Regions from separate parts of the Mus musculus genome. Here all the other regions are linked to region 3. The links are chromatin loops, found by intact Hi-C in ENCODE. Cell type or tissue: left cerebral cortex. All regions are shown on one strand.

What was found. Peaks named below come from ENCODE experiments on the same cell type or tissue, not always from the same donor. Only the 100,000 strongest peaks of a DNase experiment are listed, where the experiment ranks them.
Region 1: it touches region 3 in a loop (2.5-fold over the local background); 2 of 42 quality-filtered maps call a loop at or near these places.
Region 2: it touches region 3 in a loop (6-fold over the local background); 6 of 42 quality-filtered maps call a loop at or near these places.

Annotation. Positions count from the first base shown.
Region 1 is chr14:73,565,708-73,573,707 of GRCm38, reverse strand. It overlaps Sucla2 (succinate-Coenzyme A ligase, ADP-forming, beta subunit), which reads right to left. Exons shown (of 11, transcript NM_011506.4): 3 at 4,975-5,074; 4 at 4,684-4,846. Among named protein-coding and RNA genes, the nearest start is that of Sucla2, 17 kb to the right of the region's middle. In left cerebral cortex, a CTCF peak has its summit at 3,684 (motif pointing left); DNase peaks (open chromatin) are centred at 3,545 and 5,503.
Region 2 is chr14:73,696,191-73,704,190 of GRCm38, reverse strand. No RefSeq gene overlaps it. Among named protein-coding and RNA genes, the nearest start is that of Gm24540, 68 kb to the left of the region's middle. In left cerebral cortex, a CTCF peak has its summit at 3,739; a DNase peak (open chromatin) is centred at 3,732.
Region 3 is chr14:74,705,116-74,713,115 of GRCm38, reverse strand. It overlaps Htr2a (5-hydroxytryptamine (serotonin) receptor 2A), which reads right to left. Exons shown (of 3, transcript NM_172812.3): 3 at 6,257-7,521. The coding sequence ends at 6,719. Among named protein-coding and RNA genes, the nearest start is that of Esd, 23 kb to the left of the region's middle. In left cerebral cortex, a CTCF peak has its summit at 3,854 (motif pointing right); a DNase peak (open chromatin) is centred at 3,861.

The DNA of each region.
Region 1 (8,000 bases), 1.1 Mb after region 3:
TAAGATGATCATTCTCATAGAAAACCCAAGAATTGCACACACATACAAAACTAAAATAATTTTAGCAAAATTCGATACAAAATTAGCAGGCAAAAAAAAATATCTGTTTTATTTCGATACACTAAAATAAACACCCTGAAGAGGCCGAAAGTGCCTCTGTAACAGCACCAACCTGAACAACACATAATACTAAACATAGCCAATGACTTTTATGCACTAAAAGTTATAACACATTGCTGAAAGAAACTGAAGACACACAAAATATGGAAAGATACTGACTGGCCCAAGAGGTGAGAGGAAGTGTAAACGTTCCTACTAACCCAAGCAACCCACAGGCTCAATGGAATTCCTACTAAAACACCAATGCCTAGGGTCTTCTTTCTCCTCTTCTCCCTCCATCTTTCAATTCATTTGCAAGCTCAGTCATAATGGGCAAAACAGTCTTGAGAAATCAAAGGCTGGGAACCTCATCTTTCCTGATTTCAAAATATTACCACAAAACTCTAATGATCAAAACAGTATGAAGCCAAGCATGGAAGCACATGTCTGAAATCATAGCATTGGGAGCCTGAGGCAGGAGGACAGAGACTAAGCTACATAAATAGACCCTGTCTCAAGAAAGATAGTATGATACTAGCCATAAAGACCAACGGACTAGCATTATCAGGCCCAAACAATCTCTCATACATCATAGAGTCACATGATAAGCAGCAATAGCCACAATACACAAAGGGTAAATGATACTGTCTTTTTTACATGTAATGGGAAGGAGATATTTAGATGCAGAAGAATAAAATTACATTAAGTCAAGAGAGAAAAATTAATTCAAAATGAATTGCAGACCCAAACATATGTCCTGAAACTATAAAACAAATTGAAGACCCTAACATATGCCCTGGAGCAAATACAGAGGAAAGTTTTATGATATGAGTGTGGCAATGATTTCTTACAAATCATACCAAAAACATAAGGAACAAAGGTTGTAACAAGTGTGATTGTATTAAGCTTGAAAACTTCTGCACAGCAAAGGAAATAGTCAGACAAAATGAAAGCCAACCTACAGAAGGAAATTAAAATATGGGCAAAGTACTGAATAGCATTTCCCTAAAAAGATATACATACGGACAACAAGCATGTAAGAAGATTCAGTGGCATCAATTTTTATAGAAGCATAAATCAGAACCACAATAAGGCACCTGCATGATGCTCACGCTAGGTAAAGACATGCACTACCAAGCCTGACAACCTGAGTTCGAAACCCAGTATTCACGAGGTGGAAGGAAGTTAGGCATGCATGGATATGCACACACACATACACACACACACGCTCACACACACACACACACACACACACACACACAGAGACATGATATTAAGTGTAATTTTAAAAATCTGATAACCCACAGTGAGGTATCATTTTATATCCTTTAAAAAAGCCACTATCAAAAAAATTAGAAAATAAGTACTGGCAAGAAAATGAAAGACTAGGAGCCCTGCACAAGTTGGTGAAAAACAGAAACCATTCTGGCATATGATCCAGTGATCTTGCTTGTGTGTAGTCAAAAGAACTGAAAATGAAGGACGGAGAAAAGGAGGGAGACAGGGAAGGGAGAGAGGGAAGGAGGGAAAAGGGAAGAAAAAGAAAAGTACTGTCATATATTACTTATCACAGATGAAGACATTTGAAAAATGAAATAAGCAAGTCACAAAAATGCAAATGCTACATTTACACAGGCATCTAAATAGCCAAACTCTGAGAAAGAATGGCGGCCATCACCTAGCTAAGAGAAAAGTGAAGTGTTCAATAAATATAGTTTCAATTTTGCAAAATAAAAAGTTCTACAATCAATCTGTGTGAGTTGGCACATGCTTATAATACCAGTATTTTACCGCTAAGGCAGGAGGATCACCCTAAATTCTAAAAAACCCATTTTACATAACAAGTTCAAGGCAAGTCTAGACCTTGACTCACAAAAGGCAGTGCCAGAAATCAGTGTCCAATAACCTTTAGATATATATGCATGCATAGATGGCAAACTTTAGATATATGTGCATGCATCCATAGATGGTAAACTTTGAGTCATTTGATTTTAACATAATTTAAAATTTTTAAAAGTAAGAAACCCTCTAGATTCCAGAAACCTGGAGAGAGACCCCTTCTGGTTGTCAGCGTTCTGCATATTGTCAGACAGCTTGATGGGAGAAGAGGAGACACAAAGACAATGAAAACACAACACAGAAAAATCACTAATGTGGTACTACTGGAAACAAAGCTTCATGTCTAAGAAGCTCTCAGCCTTGCTCTGTATGTCTCTATCTGACTGCTTGTGACCTTTGCCCCATGGCTGATAATAAGCGTAATTACTAGGTACAGCATTCAGTATAGTCTGTACATTGTTCTGGGGAATTATCAAACTAGAGAGGATGAAGGAAGCCCACAGATCTGTGCCCAAGTCAGGTGTGGTGGCGCCTGCCTTTTGTCCCAGCACTCAGGAAGCAGGGGCTGGTGAATCTCAACTAGAGACCAGCCTGACGTACAGAGTGAATTCCAGGACAGTCAGGGCTACACGGAAAAACCGTCTCAAAAAACTAAATGAATGAATGAGTATATATTTACACTAATAATGTTATTTTTACTTTCATAAACCTAAGTTCTTTGTCCCTCAAGAATCCTTGTCTTAAAATAAGTTTGAATTTAAAGTATAAAATAAAGATCTATTGGGCTGGAGAGATGGCTCAGCTAAAGTTAAGAGCACTGACTGCCCTTCCAGAGGTCCTGAGTTCAATTCCCAGCAACCACATGGTGGCTCACAACTATCTGTAATGGGATCTGATGCCCTCTTCTGGTGTGTCTGAAGACATCGACAGTGTACTCACATACAGAAAATAAATAAATCTTAAAAAAAAAAAAAAAAGTCTTTAACAAAGGCCATCTGATGAATTCTGTTTTCTCAGGGCAAAGTCAATACCAAACGGCAGTAGGCAAATGTCACATCTCACGAAGTGCTAGTGAAGGTAAGGTGATGTCTGTCAGTCTGACACATGAGTTCACAGACATGCCTGCTCAAGGATTCTCACGTGTTCCTACCAAAGCCCAGAGCAACGCCATGGCTAGGTGTGGCTGTGCCTGCATATAACCTTAGCACTGAGGGAGCAGGCAGGAAGGCAGGACACTCGAGTTTGAGGTCACTTGGGCTGTGCCAGGCTTCCAGGGCTCCTTTTGTTACTATTACACTGATGCAAACCACATTTTTAAAAAAAGAAAGAAGTCTGGACACAACAAGGAGCCCTGTAACCCGTTGCAAGTGGAGACAGGTGGGTCCTGGGAGCTTGCTGGTCTCCATATAGCCCATGGGCACATGTATCCCATGTACACCTGTGCGTGTGTGCACACACCCACACATGAACACACACACTCATCAACTTAACAAAATAAAAAGAACTAGTCTCTCTTGCTTTGTCCAGACATTTACATAACTAACAGGGTGATAGGTACTGATGTATACCAAGTGAGAAAAGAATGTGTACAAAAACCAAGTCAATACATGAAACACAACTTCTGCCAATCTTTGTGCTTAGACTATTGTGGGATAATTGCTGAAATCATTTACAAAGCTCAATTATACCATACAGAAAAAAGGAATACTTTTAAAAATCATACCAAGTGGGGCTTTGCTACCACCTAGTGTTATATCTCAAGAAATACTCCTTAATAAGAATTAAAAATCTTAAGATACAGCCGGGCATGGTGGCGCACGCCTTTAATCCCAGCACTCAGGAGGCAGAGGCAGGTGGATTTCTGAGTTTGAGGCCAGCCTGGTCTACAAAGTGAGTTCCAGGACAGCCAGGGCTATACAGAGAAACCCTGTCTCGAAAAACCAAAAAAAAAAAATCATAAGATACTTTTATTACTGAAGATTTTAACTGTGGGAGGGCAAGTATCACAATATAGAAGAATACTGTTTTTTAAAGCTGTTATATAGAAAACTATCTTATGATCTTTAAATTTTGTTACTCTAAAGCACACAATAATAATTTTCTATACCAATTCAAACATGAATAGTTTGCTTCAAACAAGAAGCTAGTAACATCCCAAGCAGCCCTCTATACACTGTATCTTCAGTACACCGGGTATGTACTGAAGCGGATGCTATGTTCAATGCTAAAATGTTGGTTCCATAATGGGAACAAAGCAGGACTAAAGCTCCTTGAAATCCCTCGTTCCCTTATGGCTGCATCATTTACACTCATCATCACCTTCCACCACACCAATAAACAAGTCAAACATGAAACATAAACAAAACAGTAAAGTAAAATAAACCTAGAAGCAGAAAAAGAACAGGATGCTATTTTTTGGTTTATTCTTTCTTCTTTGGTAAGACTACTTTACAATGCAAAGAACTAATTTTCTCTGTCCATTAACCCAAATACAATTTCCAGAGATTTAAGGTACGTCTAAAGAATTAATCATTTGAAAACCCCATGAAACGTATTACAGTGGAATTCCCCTATCGCTTTTTAGAAACTATATTACATGTCAAATTCTACCATATTATTTTTCAAACCTGACAAATTCTCTGTGAGTAATGGATAATACGTCTTATTCCTCATGTATATAATGCTCAACCTCTGAAACTGACAGTCAGATGTAAATCCTGATGTGTCCTGTCTACAAGTACTCACTTGAAATGACCTCTCCATTGTTATTGCAAAGTAGTATTCTCTCCTGGGATATTTGCGCTCACAGACCAAAACTTGATTGCATATTCTGCCCTTTTCTCCAGTTTGCTTGGTAATCAATTTTTGCCCAATCATCTGTGAGGAAACAGCTTTTGCTTCTTCTGGACTACAATAAGAAAAAAAATTCAAATTCTTCTCTTCTCCAATTGAAAAAAATCTACACCACAGGTAACGCTCAGTGTTTTCAACAATCTGATAATTTAAATAATTTTTCTTTAAGAAACTATTACTTACGAGAAAACAATCTTCACTCCTCCTTTGAGGCCACTTGTAAATGTTCCTTTTCCTCTGCCGCCAGCCAAAACCTGTGCCTTTATCACAACATCCTTTGATCCTAGAAGAAAAACACTTTTATTACACAGAAAGCAGGGAGTCACATCCAGGACAGTATTTTATTTAATAAGTGTTATTAAGTGAAGTCCCATTACCACAATGTCTAAGACTAAGTCATTCCACATACATAGATTTTTCTAGATTTGAAAACTAAAACATTATTCACCATATGAAAGGTCTATCCCTTTAAAAGATTAAGCACTTATTTTAGATCATTTCTGAAATAGTATACTGAAAATTTTTGGCAATTCTTAAACTAGTGCTTTGGGAGAGATTAAAAATACAATAAATATTAAGGTTAAAATGTTTTCTTAAAGCTTCCCAGAAAGTTTTAAGGAGAGATGGCTCGATGGTTAAGATCTCTAATTGTTCCTCCAGTGGAACCAGGCTCGGTTCCCAGCACCCACATGGTGACTCACAACCACCTATAACTCCAATACTGAGTGACTCAATGCCTTCTCCTGACCTACACTGGTACTAGGCACACATGAGACATATGGAGACAAAAACACCCATACATACATACATACATGCATACACACACACATGCCTGCATGAACACACACACACCCCAGTCTCTCTATTCAAATGTAAACTTATGTCATGTGACTGCTGAGTCACAAATACTACTTCAAGCAAGACTTGGGACTTGAATGAGCCTATGACTTGACTGATAGGACTGATAATGCCTCCAATAACAACAAATGCTGTTATCGCACACTGTTGAGCAGTGAGTGACCTTATGAAGAGTACTTACCAAGAGTCAGGAAGATAGGCAAATAAAAGATTTCCCAAATGCTGTGTTTAAAAGTCATTCATCTTTGGGCTTGTTTATATAATGGATTACGTTGATGGATTTCCAAGATTTTGCTGAAAGGACCCTGATATAGCTGTCTCTTCTGAGACTATGCTGGGGCCTAGCAAACACAGAAGTGGATGCTCACAATCAGCTATTGGATGGATCACAGGGCCCCCAATGGAGGAGCTAGAGAAAGTATCCAAGGAGCTAAAGGGATCTGCAACCCTATAGGTGGAACAACATTATGAACTAACCAGTACCCCAAGAGCTCTTGACTCTAGCTGCATATGTATCAAAAGATGGCCTAGTCGGCCATCACTGGAAAGAGAGGCCCATTGGACATGCAAACTTTATATACCCGAGTACAGGGGAACACCAGGGCCAAAAAGTGGGAGTGGGTGGGTAGGGGAGTGGGGGGGAGGGTATGGGGGACTTTTGGGATAGCATTGGAAATGTAAATGAGGAAAATACCTAATAAAAAATATTTTTCCAAAAGCAATCTACAGATTCAATGCAATCCCCATCAAAATTCCAACTCAGTTCTTCAACAAATTAGAAAGAGCAATCTGTAAATTCATCTGGAATTTCAAAAAACCTAGCATAGCAAAAACTCTTCTCAAGGATAAAAGAACCTCTGGTGGAATCACCATCCCTGACCTAAAGCTCTACTACAGAGCAATTGTGATAAAAACTGCATGGTACTGGTATAGTGACAGACAAGTAGACCAATGGAATAGAATTGAAGACCCAGAAATGAACCCACACACCTATGGTCACTTGATCTTTGACAAGGGAGCTAAAACCATCCAGTGGAAGAAAGACAGCATTTTCAACAAATGGTGCTGGCACAACTGGTTGTTATCATGTAGAAGAATGCGAATCGACCCTTTCCTCTCTCCTTGTACTAAGGTCAAATCTAAGTGGATCAAGGAACTTCACATAAAACCAGAGACACTGAAACTTATAGAGGAGAAAGTGGGGAAAAGCCTCGAGGATATGGGCATAGGGGAAAAATTCCTGAATAGAACAGCAATGGCTTGCACTTTAAGATAGAGAATTGACAAATGGGACCTCATGAAACTGAAAAGCTTCTGCAAGGCAAAAGATACCGTCAATAAGACAAAAAGGCCACCAACAGATTGGGAAAGGATCTTTACCTATCCTAAATCAGATAGGGGACTAATATCCAATATATATAAAGAACTCAAGAAGGTGGACTCCAGAAAATCAAATAACCCCATTAAAAAAATGGGACTCAGAGCGAAACAAAGAATTCTCACCTGAGGAATACCGAATGGCTGAGAAGCATCTGAAAAAATGTTCAACATCCTTAATCATCAGGGAAATGCAAATCAAAACAACCCTGAGATTCCACCTCACACCAGTCAGAATGGCTAAGATCAAAAATTCAGGTGACAGCAGATGCTGGTGAGGATGTGGAGAAAGAGGAACACTCCTCCATTGTTGGTGGGAGTGCAGGCTTGTACAACCACTCTGGAAATCAGTCTGGCGGTTCCTCAGAAAATTGGACATAGTACTACCGGAGGATCCAGCAATACCTCTCCTGAGCATATATCCAGAAGATGTCCCAACCGGTAAGAAGGAAACATGCTCCACTATGTTCATAGCAGCCTTATTTATAATAGCCAGAAGCTGGAAAGAACCCAGATGCCCCTCAACAGAGGAATGGATACAGAAAATGTGGTACATCTACACAATGGAGTACTACTCAGCTATTAAAAAGAATGAATTTATGAAATTCCTAGCCAAATGGATGGACCTGGAGGGCATCATCCTGAGTGAGGTAACACATTCACAAAGGAACTCACACAATATGTACTCACTGATAAGTGGATATTAGCCCAAAACCTAGGATACCCAAGATATAAGATACAATTTCCTAAACACATGAAACTCAAGAAGAATGAAGACTGAAGTGTGGACACTATGCCCCTCCTTAGAATTGGGAACAAAACACCCATGGAAGGAGTTACAGAGACAAAGTTTGGAGCTGAGACGAAAGGATGGACCATCTAGACACTGCCATATCCAGGGATCCACCCCATAATCAGCTTCCAAACGCTGACACCATTGCATACACTAGCAAGATCTTCCTGAAAGGACCCAG
Region 2 (8,000 bases), 1.0 Mb after region 3:
CCCAAGGTCCTGGGCTCTCCTGTTATGGTCTCAACTTTAATGTAGAGATGTGATACAAATGTCTACACCCCTGACCTTATGGTTAATTCATGAGACTGATTTTCATCATAGTCGTCTGGGGAGTTTCGAGAAATGTCCTTTAAAGTAACTTTAGGAATGCTTCAGTCTGCACAGCATGATGTAAACATGTCTATGATCTCAGCTTAGACTTTTCCTGCTGTTCCTACTGTTGTAACACTGATGGGATTGGACCCATCTTTCCACATGCTAGGCAAGTGCCATACCATTGACCTCTACCCAGAATCTGATTCTATTTTTATAAACAAACAAACAAAAAAACCCTAACATCAAATGATGATGCTTCATGCCATAAGCCATAATTTTTATAAACTGACTTCCCTCAAAACAACTGAATCTACCAGTACCATGTAGCAACCATATAAGAACCAAGTCCACCAGTACCATATAACAAAGTCCTTCAGTACTACCTCTAGCAGCAACTTGTCTTTTAATCGAATGTCTCAGAAAAATAGATAAATAGATAAAGTTGTCTTACGATATGGTACAATAAAACATCATGACAAGAAAGCAAATTGGGGAGGAAAGAATTTATTTAGTTTACACTTCTTTCTTGCTGTTCATTATCAAAGGAAGTCAAAACAGGAACTCAGAACAGGGCAGGAACCTAGAGGCAGAAGCTGATACAAAGACCATGGTTTACTGGCTTGTTCCCATGGCTTGCTCAGCCTACTTTCTTATAGAGCCAAAAACCACCAGTCCCAGGAATAGCACCACCCATAATGAGCTGGGCCCCTCCCCCATCAATGACCAATTAAGAAAATACCCACAGGCTTGCCTGCAGTCTATTCTTATAAACAAATTCTCTCTATTAAGGCTCCCTCCTCTCCCATTACTCTAGCTTATGTCAAGTTGACATAAAACCAGCCAGGACAGCTAACTCTTTTTCAATTTGATATACAAACTCAACTTAACAAAGTTAAGCCACAACTTTTCCTTTCTTGTACAATTTCAGAATTACACATTAACAAAGACACCATAATATAAAACATCTTACAACCTTAAAAAGCCCCAGAGTCTTGCAAATTCAGACACTTTAAAAATATCCATTTTCTCTCAACATCCAAATTCTCTGTAGAACTCAAAAATCTATCTCTTTTTTTTTAAAGTTTAAAGTAAGTCTCTTAACTATGGAGTTCTGTAAAATTAAAACTAAATTAAGTAATTTCTTACATCAAGAGGGAAGAAGAACCAGGGCACAGCCACAATCTGAGCAAAGTAAAACCAAACTGCATCTAAATAAACAACACAATGTTCAATGTCTGGGATCGACTTACAACCTTCTGGGTTCCTCCAATGGACTTGAGTCTCTCCTCTGGCTCAGTGTCTGCAAGACACAAAGCTTGTCTTCTAGGCTCTGGCTGGCTCCACTCCACTGCTGCTGGTGTTCTTGGTTGTCAGTCTATGGTACGGGCATCTCCAAACTGCTAGGGTCTTCTGCTGCAACTGGGAGGCACTTTCACCAGTTGCCTCACATAGGCTCTCTTCGTGGTGCCAAGCCTCAATCTCCCTTCACTGACTCCTTCAAACCAGGGCCTGTAACTGCCACTGAGGCTTTGCCTTCACCAATGGCTTCTCCTGGCCTCTCACAGAGCCAAGCTTCAGCTGCAGGCCTTCATCTCCTGAACTGACTCTTACACAATACTAAGTTCAGCTACCCGCGAGAGGTACAACCTTGGCCACCTCTGGAACACAGCTTCATTGTGTTGACTCTCAGGAAACACTTCCTAAAAGATTCCAACTCAACGATGCTGGTCTCTTCTTAATCACAGCTAACTTCTCAGCTCCAGAGAGTATCCCACCATAGCAAAGGTTTCACTTTAGTAGTTCTGGTATCCTCTTAATCACAGCTGATTCTTCAGCCCTGCTGACCAGAACCACATACTCTTAATTCATATAACAAATGGCCATACTAGGCCTTAAAATTTCCTCTGAAACTTCACAATGCAGGCTTCCATCTTCTGAACTGGCCTCAACATTCTTATTTTCCAAGTTCCTACAAAATAACTCACTGAGCATTGAATACTCAGCCCTCCCCCATCAATCACTAGTTAACAAAATGCTCTTCAGGCTGACCCACAGCCTGAACTTAAGGTGGCATTTTCTCAACTGAGGCTTCCTCCCTCCTCTCAGATGACTCTAGCTTGAGTCAAGTTGGCATAAAACTACCCAGAACAAAAGTCAATATTAGTAATTGAAATGAGAGTTAAGGAGAATAATGTTCTCTTCTCCAAGAGATGTCTATATTTTTCCTCTTATTGAAAATATTTTTTCTCACATCATATGATCCCCCTCCCACTTCTCCCATTTCCTCACCACCTCCCCTCCCATCTGAATCCTCACTTTTTCTGCCTCTCATTAGGAAACAAACAGGCTTCTAGGGGATAATGATATAATAGAATATGATAATACCATGTGATAAAACAAAAATCACAGAAAAACTGGGCAAAAGGAACAAGCAGAAGGAAAGAGTGCAAGAGAAGGCACAAGAAACAGAACCCTACTCCTTTGCACACTCAAGAATCCCATGAAAACACTATATTGGAAGCCATAATATAATGCACAGGTAGGGTTAAAAAGAGGGAAGGGTGTGTGTGTGTGTGTGTGTGTGTGTGTGTGTAATAAAAATTTTAAAATAAGATAAATTCAAAAAGGAATAAAAAAGAGAAAAGGAAAAGCCCTGACATGACATTATGAGCCAAGGGACCCCAAACATGCTTCTGAGGTCATCTCTATTTACCATCTACTTCTAGGCATGCAGCCTACCCTTAAGAGCAGTTTGTTAACCAATGACTCCCACCGAGGAAACCAACTTTTCATTTGCAAGTGGTTACCAGTTGGAGATAGCTTCTGGTTTACAGAAGGGGTCCTGTGTCCACTTCTGATCTCAGCTCTAGGACCCCATCCTGTGCATATCTGTGCAGGCCCTGTGCCTCCACAGTCTCTGTGAGTTCATATGCATATCCATCTTATTGATTTAAAGGGTCTTGTTTTCTTGGTGTCCTCCATCTCCTCTGGCTCTTACACACTTTCTACCTCCTCTTCTGGGGGGGGGGGGGCTCCCAGAGCCCTGAGGAGAGGGATTTGATAAGGCGGAGTGTTCCGAAATCTCTCAATGTCTACATAACATCTGACTGTGAGTCTCTGTATTTGTTCCCATCTGCTGCAAGAAGCAGCTTCTCTGATGATAGCTGAGCAAAGCACTAATATAAGTATAGCAGAATGTCAGTAGGAATCATTTATCACTACATTCTGTTTTTTAGACCAGCATTATTTGGCTTACTCTAGTTTACACAAACATGTGTACGTGTACACACACACACATACACACACACACACACACACACACACACACACACACACACACTGAAGACATAAAAGGAGGAGAAGGAATACTTGAAAAGAAAGAGGAGATTAGCAGAAATGAACAGGGGAAAAGAGAGGAAAGAATGATCAAAAATACATCATGTCCCAGCATGACAAAGCCACATGCAATTAATATCTGCTAACTTAAAAGCACAGAAAGATTGTTAACTCGGAAAGAGACATGTGACAATGAACTCTCCCATCTCCAACTTCTAAGACAGATTCACAAAGATTCATAAACAAATTGTCAACCAGAGAGAAGGAGAGTGTCAGTTTGTTAGCACAGCTCACATGCACCCTCTACTGTCTGGCATTCATAAGTACCAGGGGGATAGTTGTCCCCTAGCCAAAACTTAGAGCAAGAGAAACAGAGACACAGATACATTCTTCACCATATTCCCCAATGGCCAGCCCCAAGAAAACATTTATTTGACCTCTTGAAATGATGCATCTATTGAAATCAAGTGGTGACAGTACTTGGAACTTCAAACAGCTTTCTGTCATCCCCAGCCACACTTCCTGTGCCCTTCATGCGTTCACCAGGATGCTATACTTTGATAACATAAGATGATGTATGTAGTGTTTGGCCAGGTTCTGCTTTCTGGGAAAATTGAGATTAAAAACCTAGAGTTAAGTTCTTGATGTTGTTTTCCTTTTTATTGTTTTTTTTTTCTGTTGCTAATTTTTCTTTAAAACAGACCTTTTTCATACAATGTATTCTGATTATGGTTTTCCATCCCCCAGATCCCCACAGATCTCTATCCCTCCCCAAATCCACCCTAATTTTTTCCTGTCTCTCATTAGAAAAAAATAACAATAAAATAAAAACAAACAAATTGTAATAGCATAAAAACAAGCAAGCAAACAAACAAAAAAAAAGAGCCAAGAAAGAAAGGAAAGAAGGAAGGAAGGAAGGAAGGAAGGAAGGAAGGAAGGAAGGAAGGAAGGAAGGAAGGAAAATGTTGTGGTCATAAAAAGAGAAAGAGCTATAAGAATATGTTCTGGCAGGGTGTGTGGAAAAGGGGTGCTTCAGTGGGCCCATGCCAAGGCGTCCCTTCCCCCTGAGAGACAAGACACACACCAGTATAATATAGAATAGAGTTTATTTAGGGCATGGGGAGAGGAGTTAAGAGAGTAGTAGAGGCAGAGAAAGGCAAAGAGAAGGAGAGAGTGGAGACATAGAGGCCAGCCATGACCACGCAGAGAGAGGAGGGAAGAGAATGGGGAGAAAGGGGACAAGCAGGAAGCAAGAGTAAGGGAGACAAGAGAGTAAGAGGGGGGGCAAGCTGCCCCTTTTATAGTGGGCCAAGCCTACCTGTCTATTTCCAGGTAACTATGGGGAGGAGCATACCTGGCTGCTGCCAGGAACTATGTGGGTGGAGTTTAGACAGAATACCAACATCTCCCAGTCTTGGTTTAGTTAAAGAAGAAGAAGAAGAAAGAAGAAGAAGAAGAAGAAGAAGAAGAAGAAGAAGAAGAAGAAGAAGAAGAAGAAGAAGAAGAAGAAGAAGAAGAAGAAGAAGAAGAAGAAGAAGAAGAAGAAGAAGAAGAAGAAGGAAGAAGAGAAGAGAAGGAGACGAGAAGAGAAGAGAAGAGAAGAGAAGAGAAGAGAAGAGAAGAGAAGAGAAGAGAAGAGAAGAGAAGAGAAGAGAAGAGAAGAGAAGAGAAGAGAAGAGAAGAGAAGAGAAAAAAGGAAAAAAAGATTAGAAAGAGGTGATGGTGAAGCAGGAATTGGGTTGTCAGTGATATCTGACCACTTCATGCTGACACTGGGGTGACGTGTCTCTGGGGAACCTAGAGGAATGGATATGGGGGTTGTTTGTCCAGTCTTAGGAGAGTTGGCTCCTTGCTGTCCAGGGCCTGTGGAGCCATCTGAGGATAGGTCAGAAGAACAGGTCCAGTAAGAAGCATGTGTCTGAGAGAGGAGATTGGAGCATCTGGAGGTTGCTTCTCTGGAGCTGTCCTGGATGTAGTAAGTGCCTGGATTTGACAAGATATTGGAACACATTATTATAGGTAAAGAATAAGATTAAGTACATTTGGGAGAAAGAAAAAAATTTTTAGGATGTACAATTGAAACCCAGAGGAATCCCACCCTTTGAAATAGGTAGTAAGTGGGAACTTTGGGCAGATGTACTTATCTGGATGGAGGCTATTTGGTCCATGAGAGGAAACTGAGTGGGTTTCCTATAGCTTATAAGTTTATAAAAGAGATAACAACATGAGTTAACCACATGAATAGGCTTTAAGATGAGCCTTTTGTGGAACAGAAAGAACAAGATTAAAAAGTTGGATCATATAGTGAAATGTTTATTAGAGTTAGGCAAATTTATAGGAACTCAGATAATATTAGAACAGTGGCATAGCAAGAAGAGGAAATAAGAAGCATTTAATTAATGGAAACAGAGTTTAGGTAAGGAGAGAACAGATTATACCTGTAAAAGCTTTTTTTCTCTAGCTTTCAAGTATAGTCAGAAGTCTCAGAAAGAATAAACAATAATTTAGCAGTTATATTATTTTAAAAATGACAGAGTCCACTAGCCAACAGTTCTCTGTGGTCTCTATGGTCTCAATGGCAACTTGGGCGGTCAGTCTGGTAGCAGAAAATGTGGAGCTGAGTGGTTTGGTTTGGGCTCGTCTGACTGGTAACCCACATGGCAGAGGCTGGGAGCTGGGTCGTGCAGAGAAAAAGCCTACCTGGCTGTTGCCAGGAACTGTAGGTTTGGAGGTTAGACAGAATACTAACACACAGGAAACACAGACACAGAGGCAAATATGTTTATAAACAGAAATCTCATAAAAACTCAAAAGGGGAAACTAAAATAAAATAATAATGTCCTGATAAAACATTATGAAACGAAACCCTCCAAGAATGTCACTGAGTTCACTCTACGTTGACTATCTACTGCTGGCCATGGGCCTGCCCTTAAGAGTGGTGTGTATATCATGAGACTCTGTTGGACATTTTGCCTTTGTGAGCAAATACCAATTGGAGATAGTTCCTGGGTTCAGAATGTGGGGTTGTGTCCACTTCCCCTCCTAGTTCTGGGACCCCAACTAGCTTAGCCCTGTGCAGGCCTTGTGCATGCTGCCACTGTCTCTGTGCATTCATATGTGTGTCAGTCCTGTGTGTTTGGAATGCCTTCTTTTCTTGATGCCTGCCCACGCTCTGGCTCTTATACTCTTTCTGCCTCCTCTTCCAAAGGGTTCACTGAACTGGGGGTGAAGGGGGGTGTGTGATAGAGCAATCTCATTTAGGGCTGAGTGTTCCAAGGTCTCGCACTCTCTGCACTTTGTTCCCTTGTGGCTTTTTGGATGTGTTCCTATTGGCTGCAGGAGAAAACTTCTGTGATGGTAGCTGAGCAAGATACTGATCTATCAGTATAGCAGAATATCATTAGGAGTCATTTTATTGCTACATTCTTTAACTGAACAGTAGTAGTTGGTTTTGCCATAGGTCACTGGCCTATTTAGTTTCAGGTTCTTAGCCACCCAATCTGTGTTGGGGATGGGTCCCATCTCATAGAGCAGGACTTTAATCCAATCGTGTATTGGCTTGTTTACTCCCATAAGCTTTTTGCCACTGTTGTAAAAGTATACCTTGTAGGTAGAGCATCATTGTAGATCAAAGGGTTTATGGCTGGGTCGGTGTTTATATTTCTCCCTTGGAAGCATGCAGAGTACCATTCAGTACCATAAACACTGCTCAATAGGGGTAAAGGCTCTAGGTAAACACCAACTTGACTTCTCTGTGTTCAATGAGATGTACAGATGTTGTCTTCAGCAATAGAGTCTTACTACCAGTTGACAGAGAGCAAACAGTAGCTATGGCAATAGCCTAGGTTGTTTTGAGGTTTCCATAGGATCTCACGGGCCAATACCTTGATTGCAACCCAGTTCTAGAACTGGAGGCAAGATGAGGAGAAATATCTAGTTGGGATTTTGTCTCCCCCATTAGTTGGTGATTCCATCCAGATTTCTTTCATATATGTATATATTTTAAGAAGATTCTACTATATTAGGTTTTCATACAACTCATCAGTGGACCTTAGTGTTAGCTTTTCCTCCCTATAGTCTCTCCTTTACTCCCATTGTCTCTCCCCTCCCTGTTTGATCCTTCCATTCTAGCCTGATGTCTACTCTACTTCCCCTTCCTACAAAGACCCTTTCCCCACCACCACCACAGTTCCTTGCTATATACCTAATCTCTGTAGTTCTGTGGATTGTAGCCTCCTTACCATAGACTTAACAGCTAGAATCCTCATATAAGCAAACACATACCATAATTGTCTTTCTGGGTTACTTCACCCAGGATGATTTTTTTCTAACTCCATCTAAGTTACCTGTATATTTCATTGGTTTTAATAGCTGAGTGATATTTCATTATGCAAATGTACTACATTTTCTTTATCCATTCTCCTATTGACAGACACCTAGACTGGCTCCAGTTCCTGGGTATTATAAGTAGATCAACAGTGAACATGGTTAAGCAAGTGTTGTAAGGTGAAGAGTTCTTTGGGTATAGGCTCAAGAGTGGTATAGCTGGATCTTTAAGT
Region 3 (8,000 bases):
TTATCTCTAAGTCTTTGGTCTACTTTGTAGGTAAAGGAAACAATTTCCTAAGGTCAAACAAGAGCAGCAGACCAGATCTGAGTTTTCTGTCTGTCTTCAGCTGCCACTGGACCGCATGAAGGAGGTTCTAAGTAAGCAGAAAGACTTTGTATGGTGTGCTGGCTCATGGGAACAGACTGGTGGTAAATTGTAAGGCTCTTACAATTCCTCTTGAGTGCCTACCAAGACTAGCTGATCAACCCTCTTGCTGAAGACGCTACATACCTTCAGTGGAACACAAAGAGAAGTCAAGCTGGAGTTGAGCTGGAAGCTTTACCTCTGCTAGATGGCTCTCGTAGTCCTAGAAGGTGCTACACAGGATGCTGGGAGAGTAAAATGGCTATTCTTGGTTGTAAACTTGGCTAAATGTGCAATTAAATAGAACCCAAGTGGCTGACTACACCTGGGAGGGATTTTTATTAAACTGGGCCATTACCAGTAGGGAGACTTTAAATCCACATCACTTGAGGTCAGAGGACCCACCCTAATTCTGGGCCATACCTTCTGGTGGCGGCCTATGTAAAGAACAAGAATGGAAGAAGCTTTGACTCTGCCTGCTCACCCTCAGTTTTGTTTCAATGGAAGCCTACTTATATGGGATCTGATACTTACTGAAGACCAGCAGAGATATCCAGCCTTGTGGACAAAGCAAACTACTGGCTTCTTGGACTAAGGAACTCTAATAAATCCCTTGGAATTTTACATATATATATATATTTTACATATTTATATGTATATAAATATGTAAAATATAATATATATATATATATAAACTCTTCATTCATTCTATCAGTTTTCCCCTCTCTAGGGAACCCTGATTAATATGGAGAGAAAAGGCATTAAGAGAGTCTTAATCAGCTGCAAACTCTATGAATTGTAATGTTAACCTGCCAGACAATGCTCACTGGTGCAAAAGTGATGATTGTTATGGAGTGGTGAATGAAACACCCTAGAAAGAAACTGAGCCTTCAGCTGCACCTCTGCAAGGATGATTAACTGACTAGCACTTCAATGATTGTGGAGAGGTCCAGAGCCAATAGCATTTATCTTGAGCCATTTAGTCCCCTAAACAGGTCTGTGTCTGATCTTACAGTTGGTGACTATCAGATACCTTTGGAATGTACTAACTTAACAAAACCCCTGAGTATCATTGGATAGCATATGAGGTCTATAGCTGAGATTTTTCCTCTGTGCTGTAAATGCCAACTTAATTGTTTTTACCAATGTATTTTTAAAATGCTTGATTTACATCTCCTTTTGTTTTACTACTGTATGTTACCATGTTGTAACATGGAATTTTGGGTAATCAAAATCAATGTTCCCAGGCTGTACTCGTTCATATTTTTTTTAGCTTCAAAGTCAACTATTTCTTATTCCATTCGCAAAAGAGAGTGATGTTTTTGTGTTAACAGGGTAGCCAGCTAGTCTCTGATTAGACTTGAGGTCCACTCCACAGGAGGGGATTCATGCCTGGCACAGTTATCCCAGTAAAAAACAATGCCAGCAGGTCTTAGGCCCTAGGTGGAAACTTCCTATTGTATAGCTGCCTTCTAATATTTACTTCTATAGTAAATTATACCCATAGACAAATACTAATCTTAGCCTTAATCAGAGAAACCTTTCTTTCCAGTGAGCAGAATTGAATGCAGAGAGAATTGAATGCAGAGAACCAAGCTGCTCTCCCTGCTGACACTAAGTGATAGCTGAGTGCTGAGCCTTAAACACAACATTTTTTTTTATTTTAATCACCCCTGGTAAGACTTGGGGGAACACTGAGTAAAAGGAGAAGAAATAAAATGTAAGAGCCAGGAGATGAAGCAAAAGTCTTTGAAATGCTACTTCCTGGGCATGACAGCCATTGCAATCAGGATCCCACAGCATCTGAGGCTGCCTCCGTTGGACTTGCACATCTCTAGATCTGACACTAGTCCATTGTAGGTTAGGAAGGAGCCCCCAGAGCCCATCCCCCTGCTGAAATATCGGCTACCTGTAGCTTCTGGACAAGAGTCAGTCCTTGTCTTCAGAGCTGTGCCCATGGATGAATCCACCAAGCTCCAGTTAACAGCTTAAAACCCACGCTCACATAAATGGTCCTGGTTAGAACCAGTGAGCCATAAAACAGAAGGAAAGACATACATGAATATGGGAAAGGGCTTGAAGGCAAGAGGAGTTTAGCAGGGCGGGCGGGAGGGGGGGAGGGTATAAGGGACTTTTGGGATAGCATTTGCAATATAAATGAAGAAAATACCTAATAAAAAATTGGAAAAAGTAAAAAGAAGAAGGAGAAGGTGGAGGATGAGAAGAAGAAGAAGAAGAAGAAGAAGAAGAAGAAGAAGAAGAAGGAGAAGAAGAAGAAGAAGAAGAAGAAGAAGAAGAAGAAGAAGAAGAAGAAGAAGAAGAAGAAGAAGAAGAAGAAGAAGAAGAAGAAGAAAAAGAAGAAGAAGAAGAAGAAGAAGAAGAAGACGACGACGACTGGGGCTACAGCCCAGTGGCAGGATGCTTACCTAGCACTGTAAGATCCTAGATCCAATTCTTAGTATCTTAATAATAAAAACAAAAACCAAAACTAAAGCAAGCAAACCCAGTTTTTACACTTCCAGTGTGTTGCAGGCTGTCAGGGACGGCTATGATCTGCGGTAGCCATCTCTGTCAATTAGGCAGGGCGTGACCCAAACCTGTGCATCCTAGAGACATTCCAATGAGGTACAGGGTGTTTAGGACGACTTAAGCTTATAGCCAGTGTATAACAAGAAGCAAATGTGGAAACAGGAGAGTTTGGGTTCTGAAATGTCCTTCTTCTCCCACTTGGATGAAGCACTTAGGGGTTGGAATCAGATGGCCCCGGCTTGAAGTGCTATATTTCTTATTAGTGGTGTGGCTTTTGACACATCACTAACTGAATCTCAGTTTTCTCATTTTCAAAATAGACTATTCCTACCTTTAGGCTAGATGTGAAGGAGTCCATGTATGTAAAATAAACAAAACAGCTGAACACATGGACTCTACAGTAGGTAGGTGCTCAACACATAACAACCTGGAAAAAAAAAACTACTCTCCCTCTTTGTAATTATTTCTACACTTTTTTTTCATTAAATTTTTTTTTTGGAAACAAGGTGTCATATAAAGCCTTGTAATCTGTAGGCATCCTTCCCCCCACCTTCTGATGCTGGGGTTACAGGCATAAAGCCCTGCTTTGTTCCTACACTTAAAGGTGCAATGATGAGTCATGTGACTTTCTGGCCTGTTTAATGATGTTACATATCCCTGTTTAACTATGGTTCCTGTGCTGGTGTTTGTGTGTGTGTGTGTGTGTGTGTGTGTGTGTGTGTGTTTGTGCATGTATGGTAATGCATATGCACACCTATATGTGTGTGTCTCTATATTTCTGGGTTGTATCAGTAGGACACAGAGAACCTATGTGACTGGAAGCTGACTCATGACCGTTAAGCTGATGCAGGGGATTCTAGCATTGTGAGATAGTTGAAGCCAGAAGCACAGGTTGTTGCTTTCCAACTATCCCCAACTTGAAGACCTGGGAGGTCTGGGACAATTCCTTCTAGCAAACACAACTCTGGAGTCAACTTTTTTTTTTTTTAAGTGGACTTTATTTGCAATTAATCATTCATTCTTGAAATATTTTAGAATAGATTAAAACCAGTACATAAAATAAATCTTCACTGTATTTGTTACATTATGGCACAGAATAACTTAACACTTTTATAAATATGTTTCATCAGTGCACAAAATGGGAGAAGAACCCTTTTGCTAAAAGCAGCCCGGTAGCAGTTTGGACTACAGTAGCATTTTTCAAAACTGACCATGAGATGGCGCTGTGGTCCAATAGATTATGTAAGCTTTAACTGAGTTTTTCTTAAATATGGCGTTGAATCCCTTAAGTCTAGTAGACTCTATCAATCAACTTAAAGAAGAGTGAAGTTTGTTACTCTTTTAATAATATTGACTAGAAGTGAATCCTTTCATCATGGATCCATAAATCATTCAATGGTTATTTTTTTCTCCCCTCCTGGGGAGAGGAGTATATCTAAGAAGCCATAGATGTCTAGAAGTACCAGACTAAAGAGAGGCCTAAAGTTATCATTCAACTTCAGATTAATAAACTGAATATAGACATTTGTTTTCAACACCCTGATAGAATGGTGTTAAAATCTTTCCTTATATTAAAGCATCTTCCAGTTTATTTAAAGTGTACCTCTGTTACACAGTAACCTCCTTTGGCCGTCATGGAAGGTCATGGGAATATTAGAACATTAATTCACATTTAGATCAACATGATTCAAACATGCACATGTGTATGTTTTCACCACTTGCTCTTCTTCATATAAATATATAAATGTTGAATAAAGTGCATGGAACATGTCTGTACATATATATACAGGTACACGTTTTCTTATATACCCTTTAAGAGATAGTTACAGAGAGGGAAAAGCCACATACACACTGGTAATATATGTGTAGTCAAAAGACACCTTTCAGCGGGGTTTCTGTTCATTCTGATGAAGAGTAAGTTCATGGAATTAGAATCTGCACCCGTTCCTTCATACGTATTGGCATGTGCAGAGTTTCAAACTAAGGCAAAACACATTAGAACAGGCTTCTTAACACTTCTATTTTTTATTAGTCAGTATAGTCTAATCACTAAGGACTAACTTCTTTCAAGTATAACCTTGGGACTGGTGACATGTTATAAATTTTAGACCTGAAGCCATGACCTTCATTCAAAGTGTCTGTAAAGACATACTTAGGAAAACCTTAATTTCCAACTTACACGATGAAGTTTTCTACATGCTTTAGTTCCTAAACCTGTAACATTTCCCAAAGGCTTGCAACAAAACACCTTTGTAGCCAATAAGGATGTTTCAGCCTTTTACTCTGTCTCAACAGTAATGTGCAATTCACCGGTGTGTCACAGTGTCATGGTGGATTCACTATAACTGGCCTTAGTCTGTAGTAGCCATTTCTACTGAACGTTATGGTAGCTGATACTTGCCTTTTGACTGGAAGCTAGTGTCTGTCAGAGCAAAATGAATGTAGTTTTAGAGGGAAGCAACAAAAATATTGCTTTTAACCTTGTATTTATAAATTGGACCCAATTTGTGGTGTTTATTTTTATGCATTACATGCAATCTTTGATTCAATTGATATTTTCCCATTTCCTTGTTTCCTTGGCAAATATCTATAACCAATGAGAATTATTAAAAAAAATTCTCAAGAGTTGATACAAACTCTTTTCTGAATCAGGTAAGGAAAAAATTGAACTGGTTGATTCTGAAAATGAATCTATATACTTTTTTTTGATAACAACCAATTAAGTTGTCATTTTTAATGCAAAAATCTTATATATCTTTTTTTAAATATCCTTATTAACTAAGAAACTGCTCCACTCATAAGATACAGTCAACAGATCACTGTGGAACCAAGCTAACCCATTTTTATAAATAATATAAATACATTAATCTAAAAGTATCATTAAAAAACCCTATATTTATTTAGTTTGGAGACAGAGTCTCTCATGCAGTCCACATTGGCCTCATACTAGATAAATAGCTGAGGGTGACTGAATTCCTGATCCTCTCGCCTGCACTTCCTAAGTGCTAGGATTACAGCCATGCACCGTGGTGCCTGTTATGTTATGTTATGTTATGTTATGTAGTGTTGGGCATCCACACTAGGATTTCCTGCATGTTAGGCAAGCACTCTTTTATCAACTGGGCTACGTTGCCAGCTCTTTGAAAACACCAGTTTTACCTGATAACTGTCAATATGAAAGTCACTTGAGTTTTACAGAAATAACCTAAGAAGCTACTGCTAACAGCGAGAAACCTGAGTTTAATGTTCAGCTGTGACAGTCAACTCTTTGTACTGGTCACTGCTCAAAGGGCGCATGCGCAACACAGTCATTTCCCTAGTGAGTTACCAAATACCTCCGGGATGCTGTTTCTTTGAAGCGAGTTCTAGAACTGTACTTGGAAAAGTAGAATTACCCTTTGATAGTTTACAGAGAAGAAAAATATACGAAATAAGACCACATTGCAAATTCAGGTAAAGCCCAAGAAGTAGAAGAGAAAGCAGCGAGTTATTGAATAACATTTAAGACCCTTCCACGTCTGAGAATTAATGACAAATGCAGCAAATGCCAGCGGTCTTGTGAACATTTCAAAATGGCATCTATGAAAAAAGCAAGAATGAAAAATATCGTCAAGTATTTCAATGAATTGTATTAGCAATACAAATGTCATAATACTGTCTATTTTTCTTTTCAAAATATATGTTGTGGTGAATTTGAAACACTCATTTTTGTTTTTAAAGAGGCTATTCATTATTTTCAGTATTTATAGCTATTTTTATATACAACAATATGTCACCAACTTACTCCCATGCTACCCATCAACAACATGGCAGCCCGGTTTCTATTTGACAATAGAAGTTAATTAGATGGATTTTATGCCTCATTACAATTGTACAATAAAGGCCAATGATTTTAAAGATCTCATTGGCAATGTTAAAAGCATCACAACACTCCTAGTTCAAATGCTGTCCGGACATTATAGTTGGTCCACTGGAGTAGTCTAATTTGATCTGAGCCTCCTTATCCTGCCCCCACACACGTGGGTGTAAACTTGTTCACACACCCTGGGCAATCGTCCCAGCATCCGGTCCATCACACACAGCTAACCTTTTCATTCACGGTTTCAATATTGTCTGTACACATCTCTTCCGAGTGTTGGTTCCCTAGTGTAACCATGGAGCAGTCATTAGCTGTCGGCTCAGCATCTTCCTGTGAGTTCTTTTTTTGTCCCACCTGGAGCTGACTAGACTTGTAGGCCAATGTTGGTATAGTGTTCACTAAAATTAACTGCAGCGGCTTTCTGTTCTCCTTGTACTGGCACTGAATGTACCGTGAGAAGGCGGACCTATAAGTTTTATTGAACAACGTATATACCAGTGGGTTGACGGCTGAGGAGAGATAACCAATCCAGACAAACACATTGAGCAGGGCTCCAATGACATTTTCATTGCAGGATTCTTTGCAGATGACGGCCATGATATTGGTGATGAAGAATGGGCACCACATTACAACAAACAGAAAGAACACGATGCCCAGCACCTTGCATGCTTTTTGCTCGTTGCTGATGGACTGCATCGTCCTTCGGCCTGCGTAGGAGCCTGGCTCTCTGTGGATGGACCGCTGGAAGAGCTTTTCTGATGACAGAGAACTCTGAGGGAGGAAGCTGAAGGAGGATAATTTGGCCCGAGTGCTGAGGTCACTCACACACAAGGTGGCTTCTTTCTGAAGTGACTTGATAGTCAGGAAGTAGGTGATCACCATGATGGTTAGGGGGATGAAAAATGCCACAAAAGAGCCTATGAGGACAAAGTTGTCATCGGCGAGCAGGCAGCTCCCTTCCTTAAAGACCTTCGAATCATCCTGTAGCCCGAAGACTGGGATTGGCATGGATATACCTGAAAAAGGATGAAAAGTGAGACAGACCATCAAGGGACTGAGACTATGAAGGTACAAGCATCACCACTTAATGCCTGGTCAAGAAAGTGATGCCAACTTACTTTAAGAGTATTACTTCAATGAAGATTGGGCTAATTCTTATTCTATATTTTTTCGAATTATATTATTTTTTACTTATTAACTGGCAAAAACACATGCAGAGGCAAAGTGAAACAAATACAAATGACCGCTAACACCATCATCTAGAGATCAACAGACTAACCGCAGGGACAGTTTAACATGTATCACACACATGACACATGCAGGAACATATGCACGCATGTACTCCCCCCCCCACGTACCCACACACGCACGCGCTCACACACATATGTACTCGTGCACACACTGGGCAAGAGGACAAGGGTCTAGTTTATCTACTTTTTTTTTTAACTTCCCACTTCATATTATACTATCAGCATTCACGACTTCTTCTGTAAAC